3 separate regions of the Homo sapiens genome follow, and regions 1 and 2 are each linked to region 3. Evidence: read pairs that join two places in POLR2A ChIA-PET (ENCODE). Cell type or tissue: GM12878. All regions are shown on one strand. Region 1 has its middle 3.4 kb from the start of TRC-GCA20-1. Region 2 overlaps ZNF746 (zinc finger protein 746). Region 3 has its middle 11 kb from the start of TRC-GCA16-1.

Region 1 (4,000 bases), 66 kb before region 3:
GTGGGCACATACAAGAGAAACTTTGTGTGACTGAGGTGTCTGTTCTAAAACACTTAATGACAGAGTTGGGCCTGGCTCTCCTGGTCCAGTGTTCCAACACAACTACAATCTAGGACAGAAGGTGATTCTTCCAGCTTTCACTTCTTCAATTAATATTAATGGAGAATGATAGAGAAGGAGCGACTCCAAGAAATAGTGAGAAGGCGGTAGCTGAGTAGATTTTGGAATCCCCGAAAGCCTTAAGAGGGCCAGCGTTAACATAGTTTCAAGGACCAGAATATGTTGCTAGACAACAACCCCACTTGATTCATTTTTGTCTTTAAGTAACAGGGTGTTTTCCTGTCATCCAGAGTGGAGTGCAGTGAAACAATTATAGCTCACTTCAGCTTCCCAAGTAGGTGGGACCACAGGTGTGTACCATCATACCCAGCTAATGTATTTTATTTTTTGTAGAGGTGAAGTCTCACTATGTTGCCCAGGCTGGTCTTAAACTCCTGGTCTCAAGCGATCCTCCTGCCTTGACCTCCCAAAGTGCTGGGATGAGAGACATGAGCCACTGTGTCCAGCCTCCCACGTGACCTTCCTGATGGCAGGCAGAACCCTGTCCTTTCTAGAAGGAAGACTTGGAGGAACACTTGGGTTAACTCCTTTTCACCTCCTCAGCTGTGCCAAGGCCCCGCCTCTGCTCTTGTCATAGGAGCTGGTAAACTGTCTCTTCTTCAAACTGCCTTTCTTTCCTGCTGGAATTTTCTCCTTTACCCACAGGCCTTTGCCTTGTAGCCCTGGGCACCTTCTCAGAAGGCAGCCAGCAGCCAGCCACTCCTCTCCGCTCCTGGCCTGACAGCCTCGGGAAACACTGACTTCCGCAGTGATTTATATGATAACGTTAAAATCCTCTGGGTTTCCCTTTTCGGCAGTAGGGTGGACTGCCAAGGAAGATGCGGAGGATTGATGAGCCTGCAAGAGCACAGAACTCCCCACTGGCAGGGCCTGGGCAGCAGCCTGGCAGGCAGATCACCTGAGGTCGGGAGTTTGAGACCGGCCCGAGCAACATGGAGAAACCCCATCTCTACTGAAAATACAAAATTAGCCGGGCCTGGTGACTCTTGCCTGTAATCCCAGCTACTCGGGAGGCTGAGGCAGGAGAATTGCTTAAACCCGTGAGGCGGAGGTTGCGGTGAGCCAAGATCGCGCCATCACACTCCAGCCTGGGCAACAAGAGCGAAGTCCAGGAAGTCGCAGAAGACCCTGGACATCGCTGGATTCTGGAGGCCCGGATGTCAGTAGTACAATGATGAATGGGCATTTCCAAGAAGAAGTCTTAGGCCCCACCCATGGTGAGGAATCAGGAAGGAGACAGTCTTGCACTAAGGCAGGATACGAGAAGGGCTAAGCAGTGGCCGGGCGCAGTGGCTCATTCCTGTAATCCCAGCACTTTGGGTGGCTGAGGTGGGCAGATCACCAGGTCAGGAGTTGGAGACCAGCCTGGCCAATGTGGTGAAACCCCGTCTCTACTAAAAATACAAAAATTAGCCGGGTGTGGTGGCGGGCACCTATAATCTCAGCTACTCGGGAGGCTGAGGCAGGAGAATCGCTTAAAATAGGAACGTGGAGGTTGCAGTGAGTCCAGATCGCGCAGCTGCTCTCCAGCCTGGGCAACAAATCGAGATTCCATCTCAAAAAAAAAAAAAAAAGAGCGTATGTTTCATGGATTGTTGTGTAGATTGAATGAGTTAATCTGCGTAAAGCACATAAAACAGGACTGGCAGGTAGTAAATTCTATATACCGTTTGCTGAACAGATAAAAAGCTCACAGAGAAATCAGCTAACATTCATGAGAGCCAATAAACACAAGTAAGAGAATAAGAACCCACATGGCAGGAGAAGGTATCTGTTGCACATAAGTGATGAAGGGTTTATTCCCAAAATATATAAAGTATTGCACAAGACAATTAAAAAATGGACAACTTAGTAGAAAAATGAAGAAGAGACTTGAGCAGTCACTTCACAGAAGAGGACATCCAAGCGACCAATAAGCCTATGAAAAGATGCTCAAACCTCATGAGTCTAGAAAGGTGCAAATTAGGCCGGGCGCGGTGGCTCACACCTGTAATCCCAGCACTTGGGGAGGCCGAGGCGGCCGGATCACCTGAGGTCGGGAGTTCAAGACCAGCCTGACCAACATGGAGAAACCCCATCTCTACTAAAAATACAAAATTAGCCAGGCTTGGTGGCGCATGCCTGTAATCCCAGCCACTCAGGAAGCTGAGGTAGGAGCATTGCTTGAACCCGGGAAGCGGAGGTTGTGGCGAGCCAAGATCGTGCCACTGTACTCCAGCCTGGGCAACGAGAGCGAAACTCCATCTCAAAACGAAAAGAAAAGAAAGGTGCAAGTTAAACCGCAGTGAACTATTGCTAGAATTGTTGCTAGGTTGGTTAAAATGAAAGAGACTGATGTTACTCAGTGATGGTACGTGGAGCCATAGTAACTCTCATCCCCTGCTAGTGGTAGTGTGATTTGCTGGAACCACTTTAGAAAACCGTCCGACCTTACTGGCTAAAGCCAAAAATAGAAACACCCACTTCCTCAACAATTGTATTCCTAGATACGGAGAGTAGAGTGTGTCTGTGTACATGCAAGATTCTTGTTCATAGCAGCATTCCTTTCAGTCTTCTATATCTTGATTTAGGAGGTGGGTACATTTGTGTGTATGTGTACAAATTAATTGAGCTGTACGTTAAAGATTTCTATACCTTATTGTTAGTTATATTTCAGTTAAAAGTAAATAAAAAGGAAGATGTTGATACTTTTTTTCATTTCTGGAATGTCTTAGTTGATTCATTTAAAAAATATATTTGGTGATTTTTTTAGAGTCTTTTGCTCCTCAATTCAGTTTCCATTTCCCTTTAAGAGCATATTTGTCTTTCTTTCATTTTTCAATTTAAAGCTTTCACGACCCCACCGTTAAATAATATTTCTTTTTATATTTCAGGTAGACAGCTAGTGACATATTAAGAAGGTAGAATATTTATCCTCGCTTCCAAGAATTTTTTTTGAATCACGAAGGTGTGTTGGATTTGATTGGATGTTTTTCTTCATCTATTTGAATGACGTGATTTTTCTCCTTTAATCTGTTGTCTTAGTTTAGATTTCTTTAGAAAGAGACTCTGAAACTAAAATGTAAGAGCAGGTAGTTTATTTGGAAGATAAGTTCAGGAAACACCAGTAGGGAGTGGGAAGTCAGACAGAGAAAGCAAAGAAGCCAATAAAAGGTGGTGTCAATCTAAATAACAGGCAGAATCTCTCTGAAAAGTAATGTAACTTAATTAGGGAACGAGCATTGGCAGTGGTTATACAGGTGTCAGAGTAAACTATGTTTGAGGAAGTTGTGGTAAGGGAAAGTTTTGTGTTTTTTTTTGTTTGGTTGGTTTTTTTTTTTTTTTTTTTTTTTTTGCTTGGGGGACGGAGTTTTGCTCTTGTTGCCCTGGCTGGAGTGCAATGGCAAGATCTCGGCTTACTGCAACCTCTGCCTCCTGGGTTCAAGCGATTCTCCTGCCTCAAGAAGCAGGGTAAAAGACACTAGTGGAAAACGCTGACTCTGCCTCACCACACCCCTTGAGAGCCTCAGTGAGTGGAGTTTGTGAACATTCGTAGAGGCAGCAGGATGGAAATCTCTGGAGGCCTTAGCATTGGACGCACATTGCCATGGTGTTTGACATTCCTGAGGACAGAAGGAGAGGGCGGTGAGGAAAATAAGATTGTTAGCCTGGTTCTAAAAGTGTCCACTGTTTGTGGAGTCCCATATGTCAGAGAAGACATGAATGGTGAGAGGAGAGAGTGGTGGAAGGAGATGGTTTTGAGAGAGGAGAAGCGTGGAGGGATAGTGGAGGAGCTGTTGTTTGGGGGCAACGTGGAGAATGAGACTGAGAAGGTGACCCTACCCTCTGTGTGGCCTATGCCAGTCTAAGTTGTATGTGGATAAAGTTATCTACCAACATT
Region 2 (4,000 bases), 60 kb after region 3:
ATACTGATGATGTCTGAGCTTCCCAGTGCCTCAGAAAGGGGGACAAAAGACACTGGGTTCAGAGAGGTTGGGTCCTCGTGCCCACTCAGAAAAGCCCCCAGTGGGGGGACCTCAGAGTTTAGCCTGCTCTCCTCCCCAACAGTCTTCTGTCCTCCCCGTCCGTCCCCTAACCCACCGGCTCTGCTCTCCCCTTACCGCAGGTGTCCATTCCAACTTTTCCACCACCATCCCGCCCACCTCCTGGCAAACGGATCTCCCTCCCCACCATCCCTCTTCAGCATGCTCGGACGGGACCCTGAAGCTCAACACAGCAGCCTCCACGGAAGGTACAGGTGGCGAGAGGAGGAAGGGAAGGGCCATGCTTGCCTGTGGGGAGTACCTCGGTCCAGGCATCCCATTTTCACTGGTGAACTGCTCTGACCTTCCAGCCAACAGACATTAGGGTGTCTGCACTCTTATGACCCTTTGCACATTCTGTTATTTATCTCCTTGCCAAATCATAGGTGTCAGCAGCCCTTCTTGAGGACATCCATGTTTCAGTCTGTTGCTTTTTCATATGGTGTTAAGTGGTCTATTCTAACAAGCCTATCTCTTGAAGGATATACCTCCTCCCCAGCTTAGGAAACTGTGGCTTCTCTCTGGCATGGAGGAAAACAAAATTGAACTGAAACCACTTCTTAGATATTGGTACTACCAAAGACAGGTGTCTGAAGGCCGATTTCAGAAGAACCACCACCAAATTTATCTGTTAGCTTTCTGTTTACTTCTGTTTTGAAGACCAGTCACCTGTTACTATAATAACGTCATATTTTAGCACCCAAAAAACGTGCTAATAGCCAAGATCCCTGATGTGAAACCTCAGAATGTGAAGTTGAAGTACGCTTATATAAAATCAAACACATTCTTTTTTTTTTTTTTTTTTTTTTTTTTTTTTGAGGCGGAGTCTCACTCTGTCCCCCAGGCTTGGAGTGCAGTGGGGCGATCTCTGCTCACTGCACGCTCCGCCTTCCGGGTTCACGCCATTCTCCTGCTCAGCCTCCCAAGTAGCTGGGACTACAGGTGCCCGCCACCACGCCCAGCTAATTTTTCGTATTTTTAGTAGAGACGGCGTTTCACCATGTTAGCCAGGATGGTCTCAATCTCCTGACCTCATGATCCCCCCGCCTTGGCCTCCCAAAGTGCTGGGATTATAGGCGTGAGCCACCGCGCCTGGCCAAACACATTCTTATTCACTAATATTTTTATCATTAGCTGGTGGGTCCATTTATTGAATGCTGCTGCATGTCAAATAGCTCACTAAGGTGCTTTCAGACATGTTGTCTGGTTTAATCCTCACACCTGTGAAGTGGGCATTCACAGATGAGCTGTGGGTTAGAAACTGCCTGCAGCCCACAGCTGGTGTGTGGCCGAGCTGTCTGAACCCCCATTCCCTGCACTGTGGTGGGGCACAGTGCCTGCAGCAGTTCGAATTCCTTTCTGAGGATCAATTCATGCTTAGCCTTAACAGCCAAACTGAAAAATGGAGCCTGGGGAGCAGATATGGTGGCTTGTCCTGTGGTGAAGGTGCCAGAACACTGGTGTCCTCGAGGGGGAGGCAGCCTCACAGCCACCAGGCTGCTCTGCTGAGCTGCCCTCTGGGCTCAGCCACGAGGGCCTGGGTGGAGTTTGTCTGGCCAGGCAGCTGCTGAGCAGGTGATGGTGGCAGATCGTGGCTCGCTCAGCAGTTAAGGGACAGGTCAGTATCTGTCTTTCTGTCTTTCTCAGCAGATGTAAAAATTGTAATAAAAACAGAAGTCCAGGAAGAGGAGGTGGTGGCCACACCCGTACATCCTACTGACCTAGAGGCTCACGGGACCCTGTTTGGACCAGGCCAAGCCACACGGTTCTTCCCTAGTCCTGCCCAGGAAGGAGCCTGGGAAAGCCAGGGCAGCTCCTTCCCCAGCCAGGACCCTGTGCTGGGGCTGCGAGAGCCCGCCCGGCCTGAGAGGGACATGGGTGAGCTCAGTCCTGCTGTGGCCCAGGAGGAGACCCCTCCTGGGGACTGGCTCTTCGGAGGGGTCCGGTGGGGCTGGAATTTCCGGTGTAAACCGCCAGTGGGCCTGAACCCGAGGACGGGGCCCGAGGGGCTTCCTTACTCCTCCCCGGACAACGGAGAGGCCATCTTGGACCCCAGCCAGGCCCCAAGGCCATTCAACGAACCCTGTAAATACCCTGGCCGGACCAAAGGCTTTGGCCACAAGCCAGGGCTGAAGAAGCACCCCGCGGCGCCCCCCGGGGGCCGGCCCTTCACCTGCGCCACGTGTGGGAAGAGCTTCCAGCTGCAAGTCAGCCTGAGCGCGCACCAGCGCAGCTGTGGGGCGCCCGACGGGTCGGGCCCGGGCACAGGCGGTGGCGGCAGCGGCAGTGGCGGCGGCGGTGGCGGCAGCGGTGGGGGCAGCGCACGGGATGGCAGCGCCCTTCGGTGTGGGGAGTGCGGCCGTTGCTTCACGCGCCCCGCGCACCTCATCCGCCATCGCATGCTGCACACCGGCGAGCGGCCCTTCCCCTGCACCGAGTGTGAGAAGCGCTTCACCGAACGCTCCAAGCTCATCGACCACTACCGAACGCACACGGGCGTGCGGCCCTTCACCTGCACCGTCTGCGGCAAAAGCTTCATCCGCAAGGACCACCTCCGCAAGCACCAGCGCAACCATGCAGCGGGCGCCAAGACCCCGGCCCGAGGCCAGCCACTCCCGACGCCGCCCGCACCTCCTGATCCCTTCAAGAGCCCCGCCTCCAAAGGACCTTTGGCCTCCACAGACCTTGTGACCGACTGGACTTGTGGCCTCAGCGTCCTGGGACCCACCGATGGCGGGGACATGTGAGCGCCTCCAGCCCCATAGCCCCTGCCGGCCGCACGTGTAAAAAGCCCCGTGTGCAGGCAGCAGGGCGGCGTGGAAGCTTCAGGCAGACGCGGGACGGGGAGAACCAAATGTCCAAGTTGCTGAACTGATGATCACTGGAGAAAGAGAAACTATCCACCAGGACAGCTGCCACCTCTAAACCAAGTAGAATTCTCTGTGAAATGGGAGCGCCGTAGAATTTTAAGTAATTTAATTGCAAACCTGTTTTGTTTTTTGTTTTTTGTTTTTTTTTAATTCTTGAGGAAAAAGCTGGAAAATAGTAATAGGGCTATTTAAATTTTGTAGGTACTTTTGGTTTTCAGGGCGTGCATTTCTGTCACTATCTCACTGAGTCTGATAGTGTGTTGGAAGGTTGGCCAGTTGGGGACCCCTGGCCCACTGACTCCTGGGGATGGGGTCCTGTGTGTGCCCCTGCTCTGCCCAGTTGGGCTGAGTGGGCCTAGCGCACCAAGCCCCTGGGCAGTGAGGGCCATTGGGTCCCTTGGAGCACACCTCAGTGCAGCAGGAAGGACCCCTCCGGGAGTAGCGGTTGCATTTCCCAGCTTGCCTCTCCTGAAAAGGCCCCCCAAAAGTGCTGGCCCCAACTTTTCTCTATTTTGGGCCATCTGTGGTACCCGTCCCAAGGGCACTTGGTGGTGTCCCCTAGTGTGTGACTCCCTGGCCTCATAAGGACGAGTTGTCTGAAATCCCAGCGTTAGGTCTGGGGAGATGGAGAAGCTGAAACTGGGGAGCTGCACCACAAACGTCTAGCTCTCAGCAGAGCTGGGAGCAAAGCCTGGCCGCCCACCCCAACCTGGGGCTGCCTCCCACTCCGTGAGATGCTTCTGTCTCCTGTTCACTTTGTGTGGTAGTTTCTTATTTTCAAAATGCATCTCATTTGATCATTACTGTGACCTTGGGAAGCAGCAGGACAGGGATTTCTTTTTAGAGGTGCAAACTGCTCAGAGGGGACACACCTCAGCCTCTCACTGTGGGTACACGTGGCGTGCCATGAGTGGGGAAGAGCAACAGGCGAGATGCCTCATTCTACTGGAACATCACTGTGGGTGAACAGAGATTTCCAGGTTTTCCCTCTTAAAATATTTGTCCCACACCGA
Region 3 (4,000 bases):
GTTACCACTTATCCTTTCAGATGGTTCTTTCCTTGGCCCTGGAGAGTTTCCTCATGTGCATGTGCTGATCAGTGCCTAGCTGAGCATTTGAGTATGATCCTCTGCAGAGCTCCAGAGTTCTCTATCTCTGGGCATCTCTCTTCTCTCCAGTATTCTCTTTAGCAAACTCTGACTGCCTTTATCTCTCAAGGCTCAGAGCTCCATCTATTTAATTCCTGGAGTCCATAGGGCTTGGCCTGGGTTTCTCTTCTCTGTGCTGTATCCTAGAAGCTTTCCCAAGGCAGTCAATTGCAGCATTCATAGGATTTATTTTCCATTGCTCAGGGATCACTGTCCCTTGCTGCTTGATGTCCAATGTCTTGAAACTGTTGTTTCCTATATTTTTCAGTTTTTTGGCTATTTTAGATAGGAGGATAAATCCAGTCACAATGAGGATAAATCGTCATCATAAGCAAAAGCCCATTTAAAAAACATAGTAATATCTTTGGGTCCTAATGCATATCTTCACTTGGAAGCCCCACCACCTTCTCAGAATCAACATGGGCAAAACTAAATGCCCTATCTCCCTGCAGCCATCATCTCCACGTTCTCCATCTGGAGTCTTTGCCTCAGTCAATGACACCATCACCCACACAGCTGTCTAAGTTAGAGCCTGAGAGTCATTTTAGATTTCGCTTTCCCTCACTATTCGCATCTAATTTATTAACTAATCTGATCAATTCTAACTCATATACATCTCCCTAGTCTTTCTCCTTTTCTCCACGTCAACAATCACTGCCCTAAGACTGTTATCATCTCTCTAGTGGCAGTTTGTACCGTGTCCGTTTGGTATAGCTAAAACTACTTTCCCAGAATTATTTCCTCGTCGAAATTCAGGTTAGAGTTGGACAAAAGAATTTGAGTGATATTTGGGAGGTAGAAGAGAAGCCACAGCCATTACCCTCTGACAGCTGTTGTTGCAACATACAGACAGTTACCAGTGGATTCCAGCTCATTCTGCTCTCCCTCGCTCTGTGCTCAGCTCTTCCCAGTGGCCAGCCCTGTCCATTAGCAGTAGCCCCAGTAGCCACCACCAGATACTTGTCTGAGGACCTACAGAAATGGTAGCTAAATTTCTTTGGAGTTTTTCTCTAGACTCTTTGTAGCCCCACTTCAGCAGCTGAATGTGCTTGGATTCTCAGGGCTCCCTGCAATCTCAATTTGTCCACCTTGCCATGCTTTAGGAAGGTTGGATAATGACTGCTCTTTGATCCTCCATCTTCCCTAACTCATCCTATAATTGTGCATGGTCTTAGTCCTATAACAATTTCTCATTCAATAATACTTAAGTGATTCTGCTTCCCTAATTGAATACTGACTGACACATCTCATTGGTATTTTTAAACTTTTTCACTGTGAAGCATACAAAAAATCACAAATAATAAGTGATCAGCTCTAAGAATAAGAAGAATTAAATATACCTGTGTAATCTCACATCCAGATCAAGAAATAGAACATTACTCATGGGTAGATGCCAATGAAATGCAAGGAATGGAGCAGGGAATGACTATTCTCTAAGTATACATTTTTATGTAGCCTTGACAGTTGAATCATTTTAATATTTTACATTTCCAAAAAATAAGTATGAGGAGATAAACCTAAAAATAAATATAAATAAAACCAATAAATCTAATGATATATTACATTGATTCAATGCCTACAAAGAATTAAAAAACTCTCAGTGGTGTATATTCTAAGGAAAAAAGTAAGATATTGGAAAAAATTAGATATTGAACTTAAGTTAATTTGGTATAGCTTACAAAACCTGTATGTTGATATTTGGGGGTGCTAGTGTTCCATTTGTGGAAGACAGGAAATATAAACATGGGATGGAGGTGTTGCAGTCTTGTTGTCTGAGGTATTACCCGAGCTCTTTGTCTAATGACCAAGAAAATTAAGGACCATGGACACCAAAGGTGAAGCTGGGGCAAAGGTTTAATAAGCAAAATAGGAAAGCTCTTTGCAGTAGAAGGGGGACCTGAGAGGGTTGCCTTTTTTTCAGTTGAATACAGGTGCTTTTATTAAAAAAAAAAAAAAAAAAAAAAAAAAAAAAAAAAAAAAAAAAAAAACCACTTCCCCTATCTGTGTAGCTGTCTGTGTAATTGCCCTTACCGGTGCAGCTGCAGGCATGTCTCAGGCAAGCCTCCTTACCATGCAAGTTTCCACGGATCCCACTGTGTGCATGTTCATAGAAGAGGAGGAAACTTTTCCCTGGGAGCCCACCAATTACACAGAGAACAAAGTTGTTTCTATATTGGGCCTTGCTCCCTTATCTGTGCAGCTGCAGCTTGATTTTTCAGGTTTTTTTCTCTGTTTAAAAGAATTCTACTGAGGACTGGCCTTAACTGTCTGCTTACCTGGGTGTTTTTTTCCTTTTTCTGCTCTCATTTCCCCACTCAGGACTGGAGACCCCAGCTGCTGTTAGGGAGGTTGGGTGATGATCTTTCTAGCTAATTCTGGCTAAATAGTGGCATCGTGTGGGGGACTATAACAGTCAAGGCTCCTCTTGAGGTTAATTTAAGGGTCCCCAGAAGAATGGTGTGGCCATGTGTGGTTCCATTTACATTACCATTTGAAGTTCAATGGCCTCTAAGTGAGAAGAAACAGTTTGGATTATTAGAGGACATGTATCAAAACAAAACAAGGTGGGGGTAAGGACAGCTCAAAAATCCCAAGGCTGTCAACACTCCCAAGTAACTGGTGGCTATAGTTATGCCTGTTAAGATTTGGGTGCATGGGACTTGACTTTGGTTAGGTTTCTTGGTCTTATTCTCCCAAACAAACAAACCTCTGAGTTATGGGCACCCTATCTATTCCCATCACCTGGTAGGATTTGCAGGATAATTGCTCAGAATTAAAATATTGATCCAGATTATTTATATTCCCTATCCCTTTTGTTTCTTCTGAGCTGCAGCCATAGATCACTGGTTGGTTTACAGGAATAAGCAAGGTGAATCTATAATGTAGACAAAAACTTAAAAACAACTGAGATTAGAATTAATTGACAAGTGTATATGTCTTGAAACATAATTTCTCTCTGTTCAGTCCTCATTTTTTCTAAAACAAATCATGATAAGGCTTAGTTGTTTGCAAAATAAACTTTAGTTTTATACTTGGCCTGATTATTTGTGTAAAGTGCAGCAAGAATACCAATCCTTCACAGAGGCTTTTAAATTGGCCTTGATGGAACTGTGCTCCACAAAAAAATCTAAGATGAGACCTTTTAAACCTGAGCCCACCCATGGGTTTGTACCCTTAAATATCTATGAGTTGGGTAAATTCCTCTCTTCTTGAGGTCCCAAGAATATGGGGCTCCTGGGCCTGTTAGAAAGTGACATTCTTTACTCACCACAGGTTAGGAACCCTGTACAGGGACTAGGTAGACAAGGTATGAGGTTAGTTTTTCCAAGGGGCTTTTATTGACTCTGCAAGTGAAGCTTGATTCCTTAAAGGGAAGCACACCATTCTGGTCAAAGCCTTGGTAAAATGACCAGTATCTCCAGTTGTGTCTTGTTGCAAAAGAAAATGGATTCTTATTGCACTGATGCAAATAAGTATATTGCCATAATTTAGGAATACTCACAAATAGTTTCCAAATTCTGGAGATGCCAGGCAGAGATAAACAAACATGCTTCGAATTTTGTTTACAGGAATATACCTTACTCAATTATTGAAGGCAGTAAATAGCTCAAGGTAAGTTTTCTTGACTGAAAAACAAAACAAGGATCAGTAACGTTTTAAGCAAAAAGGCTAAAAAGGTTACTTCAGTTTTCTGTTAGTTCAGTCCATTTTGTTAACTCTTGTTAATATTCATGAACATTTCAGCTCATCATTAGTCCTGTACATTTTTACTTTATTCCAATGTTTATAATCTCCAAAGTTATCAGATACTTGCATTTGAGAGCACCTGTCAGAGTCCTATAGCTGATTATAACCATCTTTTGAAGAGGATCAAAACAAG

Evidence for each region. Peaks named below come from ENCODE experiments on the same cell type or tissue, not always from the same donor. Only the 100,000 strongest peaks of a DNase experiment are listed, where the experiment ranks them.
Region 1: POLR2A ChIA-PET joins it to region 3 with 5 read pairs; 3 of 35 experiments call an interaction of 5 or more read pairs at or near these places.
Region 2: POLR2A ChIA-PET joins it to region 3 with 5 read pairs; 2 of 35 experiments call an interaction of 5 or more read pairs at or near these places.

Annotation. Positions count from the first base shown.
Region 1 is chr7:149,599,355-149,603,354 of GRCh38, reverse strand. It overlaps the pseudogene ZNF767P. Among named protein-coding and RNA genes, the nearest start is that of TRC-GCA20-1, 3.4 kb to the right of the region's middle. RefSeq lists an enhancer at 2,282-2,441 and silencers at 2,550-2,750, 3,190-3,390. In GM12878, no CTCF peak of the experiment used is centred here; DNase peaks (open chromatin) are centred at 2,484 and 3,330; H3K4me3 peaks cover 1,314 bases; H3K27ac peaks cover 2,241 bases.
Region 2 is chr7:149,473,248-149,477,247 of GRCh38, reverse strand. It overlaps ZNF746 (zinc finger protein 746), which reads left to right. Exons shown (of 7, transcript NM_001394198.1): 6 at 201-326; 7 at 1,765-4,000. The coding sequence ends at 2,864. Among named protein-coding and RNA genes, the nearest start is that of ZNF777, 14 kb to the right of the region's middle. In GM12878, no CTCF peak of the experiment used is centred here; no DNase peak of the experiment used is centred here.
Region 3 is chr7:149,533,574-149,537,573 of GRCh38, reverse strand. No RefSeq gene overlaps it. Among named protein-coding and RNA genes, the nearest start is that of TRC-GCA16-1, 11 kb to the left of the region's middle. RefSeq lists enhancers at 2,172-2,231, 2,392-2,581. In GM12878, no CTCF peak of the experiment used is centred here; a DNase peak (open chromatin) is centred at 2,130; H3K4me3 peaks cover 364 bases; H3K27ac peaks cover 608 bases.